Linked DNA regions of Homo sapiens: region 2 is linked to region 1. A link is an interaction called in ENCODE POLR2A ChIA-PET data of the cell type or tissue named here. Cell type or tissue: Caco-2. All regions are shown on one strand.

Region 1 (5,000 bases):
ATGTTACCTGGCACAAAGAAAGCATTCAATAAATGGTGACTGTTAGGATTATTATGAGTTTGATTTTGCTTGAAATGTCCTAGTCTGCTGTGAAAATAAGGCTTTGCTTTTAAGTCCAGGAAGGAAATTAGTCCCTTTAATTCACTTTTTTTTTTAATTTTTCTTCAGGTTTTGGCCTTGGTCTTTGTCAGGAAAGTCATGGATCTCTGTTTCTCTAAGCGAGAGCTGAGCTGGCTAGATGATCTCATGCCTGAAAGCAAAAAGAAGAAGTTGGATGATGCCAAAAAGAAGGCCAAGGAGGAAGAGGTCATAGTCCTTGCACCAACTGTATACCTGGGGGCCTCAAATTACAGAACATAGGAAGGGTCATGTGAAAAGTCAGCATGTCTGGAATCCCGAGGGTTATATTTAGGAGCTGGGAAGATTACCCCCAAAGATGTTCTCAGCTAAGAATGGATTAGGGATTCTTGCTTCTGTCTGTTCTTAATTTTTGGGTTTGACAACCACTTATTTTTTCCTTTGTTTACAATCTACTCACCAGGCTCATACCTACAATGTGAACATACAGTATGCCCTTATTAGCAGATTCAATGGCTCACATTCTTTCAAAAGGTCTAATTTGACAAATACATAAGACCCATTATTTCCTAGAATGTTTGTAATATATCTAATTGCAAATGGTGCTGTGGTTGGCACCATGCAAAGATAACTTGCATAGGACTTTCTGTCTTTTTTCATTTCCCTCAGCACTTGGCATCTTGTCATCTACACAATGGACCCTCAATAAATGGCCTATATGTGCAAAGAAAGAATGTGTAGCAAATGAAAATACCAGACCAAGAAATGAGTGAGCTGGGAAGTGTTTCCAAATACAGTTAGTGCCTAAAATAGTGTCCTTTGAAAAAACTTTTAAAAGACTTTTTTTTAGGCCAGGCATAATGGGTTATCCCTGTAATTCCAGGGCTTTTGGGAGTTGAAGCTGGAGGATTACTTGAGGCCAGAAGTTTGAGACTAGCCTAGGCAATATAATGAGACCCTGTCTCTACAAAAAAAAAAAGAAAAGAAAAGAAAAAAAATCAAAATAATTAGCTGGATGTGGTGGCACATACCTGTAGTCAGCTACTTGGGAGGCTGAGGTGGGAGGATACCTTGAGCCCAGGAGGTTGAGGCTGCAGTGAGCTGTGATCATGCCACTGCACTCCAGCCTAGGCTGAGTGAGATCCTATCTCAAGAAAAAAAAAAAAGATGACTTTTTTTTCCCCTAATATCTTGAACTTTAAAAATCTTGTATTTCTAAATAAGCTTCAACAATTATAAAATATAAAGTCAATGGAAGAAAACTTTAAAGAGAATATTGATAGAATTCACTACATAAAATGTGATGCTTTCAGGCATCCAAAACTCTAATCAAAATTTTAAAATAACAGATAAGTTGAGACATGTTAATATCCTTACTATTCAAATAATTCTTATAAATTAATAAGAATAATATGAAATTGAAATGAGCAATGGACATATATAATTTACGAAAAAGAAGTACAAATGACCAGTTGCCTTATGACAAAAATTTCATTCTCACTAATAATCAAAGAAATGATTGTGCAGCATCTGGATTTTATGAAATGAAAATAAATATTAAAAAATAAAAAAGAAATGAAAATTTAAGCAAGGAGAATACTTTTTTACTTGTCGAATTGGCAAAGATTTTTAAAAGATAAAAACAAGTGTTGGCAAGACTGTAATTGAAATTGGCTTCTCATACACTAAAAATAGTAATATAGGCTGGGCGCGGTGGCTCATGCCTATAATCCCAGCACTTTGGGAGGCCGAGGTGGTTGGATCACCTGAGGTCAGGAATTTGGGACCAGCCGGGCCAACATGGTGAAACCCCGTCTCTACTAAAAATACAAAAATTAGCTGGGCGTGGTGGCAGGCGCCTATAATCTAGCTATTCCGGAGGCTGAGGCAGGAGGATCGCTTGAATCTGGGAGGCGGATATTGCAGTGAGCCGAGATAACACCACTGCACTCCAGCCTGGGTGACAGAGAGAGATCCTGTCTCAAAAAAAAAAAAAAAAAAAAGAGGCTGGATGTGGTGGCTCACGCCTGTAATCCCAGCACTTTGGAAGGCTGAGGCAGGCAGATCACCTGAGGTCAGGAGTTTGAGACCTGACCAACATGGTAAAACCCTGTCTTTACTAAAAATACAAAAAAGTAGCCAAGTATGTTGGCGCATGCCTATAATCCCAGCTACTCAGGAGGCTGAGACAGGAGAATCACTTGAACCCGGGAGGCAGAGGTTGTAGTGAGCTGAGATCATGCCACTGCACTCCAGCCTGGGCGAAAGAACAAGACTTTGTCTCAAAAAAATAAAAATAAGAAAGATATGTGGACGTGTTTCTGACATTTTATGTGAAAAACATAGGGAATATAAAATGGAGCATACAGTAAGACTGTCAAAGAATCTCACTTTTACTAAAACATATACATATACACATACTGTACACACACACACGTGCATGTGTGCACCCCCCACACACGTGAAAAAGATTGGAAGAAAATACACCAAAATGTTTATTGTGTTGCTCTATGTCTCTCTAGTTGGTAAGATTATACATTTTTTGATTAATTTTCTTCCTCCATATTTATTGAATCCTTACTCTGTTGGTCACTGTTCCAGATACAGTAGTATACAGGACACAGACAGTCCCTGACCGACCACATGGAGCTTACATTCTCTTGGAGGAGACACTGTCAACAAGCAAACAAGTCTATATTTGTTTTCTTGGTTATAGTGCTATAATTCTACACACACACACACACACACACACACACACACACGTATATAATTTTAGGTAGTGATATGTTTTAAGAAGGTAGGGAGTGAGGGAGTTACTTTATTTAGGATGATTAGAGATGACTTCTGAGGAGACATCTGAGTAGAGACCTGAATCAAGTGAGAAGCAAATTATGAGAATATCTGGGAGTAAGAACATTCCAGGGCAGGGGTACAGAAAATGCAAAGGTCTTGAGGAGGAATGAGCTTGGTGTGTTTGAGGAACACCAAGAAAGCCAGTAAGACTGGAAGGGACAGAGTGGTAGCAGGGAGACCAGCTAGGAGGCTGGCAGCAGCTCAGGCAATAGGGGAGGGTGGCTTATGCTAAGGTAGAGGTGATGAAAGTGGCTGAATTGGGTACTTATTTTGAAGATAGAGCTGACAGGTTTTGCTAATGATGGTGGGCATGGGTGAAAGAGGAATCAAGTATGACTCTTAGATTTTTGGACTGAACAACTGAATGAATGGTTGTGCTATTTATTAAGATGGGGAAGACCAAGGAGAACAGCAGGTTTAGGAGGAAAATCAAGAGATCTCCTTTGGATGTTAAGTTCGAGGTGGCTGGTAGACATTATATTCCTTATTTTCCAAAATTCCTGAAGTAAGTACATATTTGTTAACACGTGTTACTTTATAAAATTATTTTAAAAGCTAAATGAAATAAAAGAAAAAAGTGAAGACTTTTTCTCCACCTCATAGCCAACATTCATGTTCATTTCTTTATGTTGTTTTCAATTTTTTAACATAGTTTTCATATAACTATGATAATTATATAATTGTGAGTTTGTATTTATATATATAGCACATATATATTCTGATTTTTCCCCTCAACCTGATTTCATAAGACACTTTCATGTTTCTATTTGTATCATGATATTTTTTAAATGGATGTATAATGTTCTATAGTATTATCTCATACTTAATTTAAATATTTTTCCTTTGTTAAAATTTTTAGTTGTTTTATATTACTTTGAACATCTTTGTACAGATAGTTTTTTCTCTGTAATTATTTTCTTTAAATTAGTGGGATTATTTTCTTTTCTTTTTTTTTGAGATGGAGTCTCGCTCTTTCGCCCAGGCTGGAGTGCAGTGGCGCTATCTCGGCTCACTGCAAGCTCCGCCTCCCGGGTTCACGCCATTCTCCTGCCTCAGCCTCCCGAGTAGTCGGGACTACAGGCTCTCGCCCCTGCGCCTGGCTTTTTTTTTTTTTCTTTCTTTCTTTCTTTATTTTTATTATTATTATACTTTAAGTTTTAGGGTACATGTGCACAACGTGCAGGTTTGTTACATATGTATACATGTGCCATGTTGGCGTGCTGCACCCATTAACTCATCATTTAGCATTAGGTATATTTTTAGTAGAGACCGGGTTTCACGGTGATAGCCAGGATGGTCTCGATCTCCTGACCTCGTGATCCGCCCGCCTCGGCCTCCCAAAGTGCTGGGATTATAGGCGTGAGCCACCGTGCCCGGCCAGATTATTTTCTAAGAAAACATTTTATTATGGATTTCTAAAAAAAGTTATTTTAGATTCAGGGCATGTGCAGGTTTGTTACATGGGTGTAGTGAGTTATGCTGAGCTTTGGGCTTCTAATGATCCTGTCACCCAAGTAGTGAACATAGTACCCCATAGGTAGTTTTCCAACCCTTCCCCTGTCTTCCGCCTTTTGGAGTCCCCAGTGTTTTTTGTTCCCATCTTTGTGTCCATGTGTACCCAATGTTTAGCCTCCACTTATAAATGAGAACATGCATTATTTGGTTTTTTGTTCCTGCGTCAGTTCACTTAGGGTACTGGCCTCCAGCTGCATCCATGTTGCTGCAAAGGACATAGTTTTGTTCTCTTTGTGGCTGCGTAGTATTCCATGGTGTATACATACTACAGTTTCTTTATTCAATCCACCATTGATGGGCACCTGGGTTGATTCCATTTCTTTGCTATTGTTAATAGTGCTGCAATAAATATATGAGTGCAGATGTCTTTTTGACAGAACAATTTATTTTCCTTTGGGTATATACCAAGTAATGGGATTGTTGGGTCTAATGCTAGTTCTATTTTTAGTTCTTTGAGAAATCTCCAAACTGCTTTCCACAGGGGCTGAACTAATTTGCATTCCCACCAACAGTGTAGAAGTGTTCACTTTTCTCCACAACCATGCCAAAGTCTG
Region 2 (5,000 bases), 60 kb before region 1:
CCTAGGTTCAAGTGATTCTCCTGCCTCAGCCTCCCAAGTAGCTGGGATTATAGGCGTGCACCACCACACCCGGCTAATTTTTGTATTTTTAGTAGAGATGGGGTTTCACCATGTTGGCCAGGCTGGTCTCGAACTCCTGACCTCAAGTGATCCACCTGCCTTGGGCTCCCAAAGTGCTGGGATTATAGGCATGAGCCACTGCAGTCATCCTATTTGTTTTAAAATGTAAGCAAACACTTATGTTCCAACACCCTTTGTTAGATAAAAGGTAGCAAATTATACAGTTTTCTCCATCTTGCTTTTTAAACTTAATATTATATTTTGGAGATTTTTCCATGGTAGTAATAATATATAATTTTAAATGTCTATAAAGCTAATTTAATACATAAAAATCCTAAGTAGATATTAGACTATTTTATTTACTTCCCTAAAAGTTTGTTTATTCCAGTTGGCCTCAAAAACTTTATTTCAATCTTCCCATTGGGAAAATGAATTGCCTTATGTTCAGAGTTGTCTTATTTGGGAGCATAGATGATAACTACAAAATAGTAACTTTGGAACAGTAAGCTGGAAACTTGAGCAGGATCTAGAAGGAAGGTGATATCGTTTGGCTATTTGTCCCCACCAAATATGTTGAAATGTAATCCCCAATGTTGGAGATGGGGTCTGGTGGGAGATGTTTGGGTCATGGAGGCAGATGCCTCATGAATGTCTTGGTGCCATCCTCACAGTAATGAGTGAGTTCTTGCTCTGAGTTCACCCAAGATCTGGTTGTTTAAAAGAGTCTGGGCCCTCCCCTCTCTCTTGCCCCCATCTTGCCATATTATACACCAGCTTCCCTTTTGCCTTCTGCCATGATTGTGAGCTTCCTGACTCTCTTACCAGAAGCAGATGCTAGCACCACACTTCCTGTACAGCCTGCAGAACTGTGAGCCAAGATAAACCTATTTTCTTAATAAATTACCCAGTCTCAGGTATTCCATTATAGCAATGCAAATGGACTAATACAGGAGACGTGGGGATTTAATGTGCTGGAGAGTTTGGGGAAATGGCATGTTAGATGACTAGATGACCTGACAATATGAGCAAAGACATAAAGGTGGGAATGTGCACAGTGCTCTCGGGATCAGTCAGCTTGGCTGGAGTTGCAGGTTTGAGAAGGGAAATAGATTGCCAGGGAAATCAGCTAAGAGTTTTTTTGAAATAATTCAGGGTCTTGTGATTCAGGGTATTGATAGGATAGGTGCCATTATATTCATTCTTTTAAAACGTTTAATTTTTATTTTGAAATTGACAAGTAATATTTAAGTAATATTGTACATATTCATTGGGGTGCATGGTGATGTTTCAATACATGTAATGTATAGTGATCAGATCAGAGTAATTAGCATATCTATCATTTAAAACATTTATTATTTCTTTGTGTTGAGATTACTCAATATCTTCCTTCTAGCTGTTTGAAACTCTATATTATAGTCATCCTACTATAGTATAGAACACTAGAACTTATTCTTCCTATATAGTTGTAATTTTTTATCCTTTAGCAAATCTCTCCCTACACTTCTCCCCCTTGCCTTCCTAGCCTCTAATATTCTCTCTTATACTTCTTACTTCTCTGAGATCAACTTTTTTTAGCTTCCACATATGAGTGAGAACATGCAGTGTTTAACTTTCTGTTCCTGGCTTATTTCACTTAACATAATGTCCTTCAGTTCCATCCATATTGCCACAAATGACAAGATTTCATACTTTTTATGGCTGAATAGTATTCTGCTGTGTATATATGCCATATTTTCTTTATCCATTCATCTGTTGTTGGACACCTAGGATGATTCCATATCTTGGCTATTATGAATAGTGCTGCGATAAACGTGGGGATGCAGATGTCTCTTTAATATAGTGATTTCCTTTCCTTTGGATAAATGCCCAGTAGTGAGATTACTGGATTATATGGTGGTTCTGTTTGTAGTTTTTTGAGGAACCTCCACTGTTCTCCACAGTGGCTGTACTAGTTTATATTCCCACCAACAGTGTATAAGGGTTCTTTCTTCTTCATATCCTTGCCAGCATTTGTTATATTTTGTCTTTTTGATAATAGCCATCCTAACTGGAGTGAGATGATACCTCATTTTGGTTTTGATTTGCATTTCCCTGATGATTAGTGATGTTGAGCATTTTTTCATATATTTGTTGACTATTTGTTTGTCTTTTGAGAATTGTGTATTCATTCTTTTAACAAAGATTTATAGAGCACTGTTATGTGAAAAGTCTGTGCTGGGTGCTAGGATACAGTGGTGAGGAAGATGGACATAGTTCCTTCTTCCTCAAGGAACAGAGGAGACTTTTTTTATTTTTTTTGAGACAGAGTCTCGCTCTGTTGCCCATGCTGGAGTACAATGGTGCGATCTCAGCTCACTGCAACCTCTGCCTCCCAGGTTCAAGTGATTCTCCTGCCTCAGCCTCCTGAGTAGCTGGCACTACAGGCACGCACCACCACACCCAGATAATTTTTTTATTTTTAGTAGAGATGGGGTTTCACCATGTTGGTCAGGCCAGTCTTGAACTCCTGACCTCAGGTGATCACCTGCCTTGGCCTCCCAAAGTGTTGGGATTACAGGTGTGAGCCACCATGCCCGGCCAAGACATTTTATTACTAAGAGAATTGCAGTGTGCTATGAGGGTATATAAATGGTGGACCTAGCTTAGTTTGGAAGTCGGAGTGGGTAATCAGGAAAGGCTTCCAAGTAAGTGTGTTGAGGCTGAGATCAAAGAGATCATCATCTCTTTGATCATCATCAAAGGTGGGGGCAGGTGGTGGGAGTGGCAGGGAGAGAATGGTAGTTCCAGGAAGAGACAGCAGCACTAAGTAAAGAAGGTGGGTGTGGTTCCAGAACTAAAAAAAAAAAGAAAGAAATGCCTAATATGATTTAAAGGGTTGGAGCATGTAGGGAAGAGTGGATGAGAGATGAAAATTAATTTTTTAGAGAAATTGCAAAGGAAGAAAGACTTGGTAAGAAAAGGGAACTAGCTACCTGAAGGCATATGGTAGGCACTCATACATGTGGAATGGATGAATAAGTAACTTTGAAATTTCACCTGTGGGCTAATAAATGATGGTGCCATTGGTAGGAATAAACAAATGAGCACAGGGTGTTAGTTTTGGAAGGAAAGTTAGTTGGGTTTTAGACACATGGTTCTTGAGGTGTGGCATCCTAGTGGCTTATCAATTACTGAACCACAGTTTCAGACTGCAGTTGAAATTGTAAGTCTTAAGTGAGGAAAACAAAGAGTAGAGAGCTCTTTCTTGGAAATTATGGTTAGAGGAAGAAAAAGACTAAGGATGAGACAGAGGAGGCCTGATAAGAGGAGCAGGATGGAAAATTTCAAGGACAGCGTGTGGTAAACAGGCCCAAATGCTGCAAAGAGGCCAAGGAGACCAATCTACACCAAATGGGACAACTTGCTTCACAGCACTTGCAAAATGCCAAAATGTTATACAGAGGTATAGATGGAGTGGGGAGGTGGAAAAGGCATGAGATTTACAGCCACAAGACCTGGGCTCATGACACGTCCTAGTAATCCCAGCTGCTCTGGAGGCTGAGGTAGGAGAATTGTTTGAGCCCAGGAGTTCAAGGCTGCAGTGAGCTATGATTGTATCACTGCAATATAGCCTGGGTGACCCATTCTCTCTCTGTTTTTTTTTTTTTTTAAAAGACCTAGGCTCAGTCCTAGCTCCGCCTTTTATGACATTTGTGACCCTGGGCCATCATTACTTAATGTTCTCTGAGTGTCAGTCTGCTCATTTATAAAATGAGAAAGATAATGGCTACCATATTTGCATCTAAAAGGTATTGTGAAGTTCACATGTAAAAATACAGGTAAACAATTGTGTTTCCCCCGTAAGTATCTCAAAAGGATCTGGCATACACAAGGTTTGTATATTTGAACGAGGTATGTGTATTACTGTGACTACTTATTTGTGTTTAAACAGAGACCAGATGAAGAAGCTGTGGTGGATCAGGGTGGGACCAGTACAATTCTCAACATTCACTATGAAAAAGAAGAGCTGGAAGGTAAGAACTGCCATGCTGTGTGATCAGGGAAATTGGTGAGGGGCAGCCTGGTGTGGGAAGACCTGGCTCTGTGTCCTAACTCTCTCACTAGCTGTCAGACCTTGGGGAAAATCACTTGATTTCCTTTAGCCTCACTTTCCTCATCTGGTAAATAAAAGTGGGGATACTAATACTTGTCCTACCTTACAGGGATATCATTAGGATCTAATTGCCTACATGGGAGATAGTGCTTTGAACACGGTGAAGTCCAATATAAATATTAACAAGTAACCTGTTCTTTGAGAATGTGATGTACTCAGTTCAGTGCGTTAATTCTTGACAACTGCCTGGAAATACAAATAAATACAAAACTTAAAGAGAAAATAAAATACAAATAGTTTTAAAAACTCATTTTGGCTACAAAACCCTATTTTTACCCCATTTCCAATATTTACTGTTTCTATTCTATTTATACCCATTTCTGCCTGGTGGTTTCATCTAAACAAGAGGGAAAACAGGAACACACCTGTGACATACTCTTGAGTTCATAACATCAAAGTTATATAAAAGCCCAGCTGAAGGGGAAAGGAAAGAAGAGGCATTTTGGATGACCCACTCTGTCCAGTTTACCTTATTTCAGCTCTTCCTTTCTCTGCACCTCACCCCCAGCTCCCCACATAACCGTTATGTGGTGTCCTGCTTTCCTTTTTCCCCTGGGGACTAGTTGGTGTGTTAGGAGTTGGACCCACACCTGGCCATGGTTTTCTAATTAGTGTTGATGCTCAGTTTCATTAGAGGAAGGCTCATGTCCAGTATCCAATATAGCTTTAATGAGAAGCCACATTTGGCTCAAAAGCCTTTGTGAAATCTCTGCAGCATCCCCTGCAATGTTGAAGGCTATGATACAGCAACTTTCTGATGCCTGAGACAGCATGTGAAATGTTCTCT

The links. Peaks named below come from ENCODE experiments on the same cell type or tissue, not always from the same donor. Only the 100,000 strongest peaks of a DNase experiment are listed, where the experiment ranks them.
Region 2: POLR2A ChIA-PET joins it to region 1 with 5 read pairs; 4 of 35 experiments call an interaction of 5 or more read pairs at or near these places.

Annotation. Positions count from the first base shown.
Region 1 is chr12:51,496,819-51,501,818 of GRCh38, forward strand. SLC4A8 (solute carrier family 4 member 8) reads left to right here. Exons shown (of 25, transcript NM_001039960.3): 22 at 169-306. Among named protein-coding and RNA genes, the nearest start is that of SLC4A8-AS1, 74 kb to the left of the region's middle. RefSeq lists a silencer at 256-355. In Caco-2, no CTCF peak of the experiment used is centred here; no DNase peak of the experiment used is centred here.
Region 2 is chr12:51,436,717-51,441,716 of GRCh38, forward strand. It overlaps SLC4A8 (solute carrier family 4 member 8), which reads left to right. Exons shown (of 25, transcript NM_001039960.3): 2 at 3,992-4,073. Among named protein-coding and RNA genes, the nearest start is that of SLC4A8-AS1, 14 kb to the left of the region's middle. In Caco-2, no CTCF peak of the experiment used is centred here; a DNase peak (open chromatin) is centred at 2,795.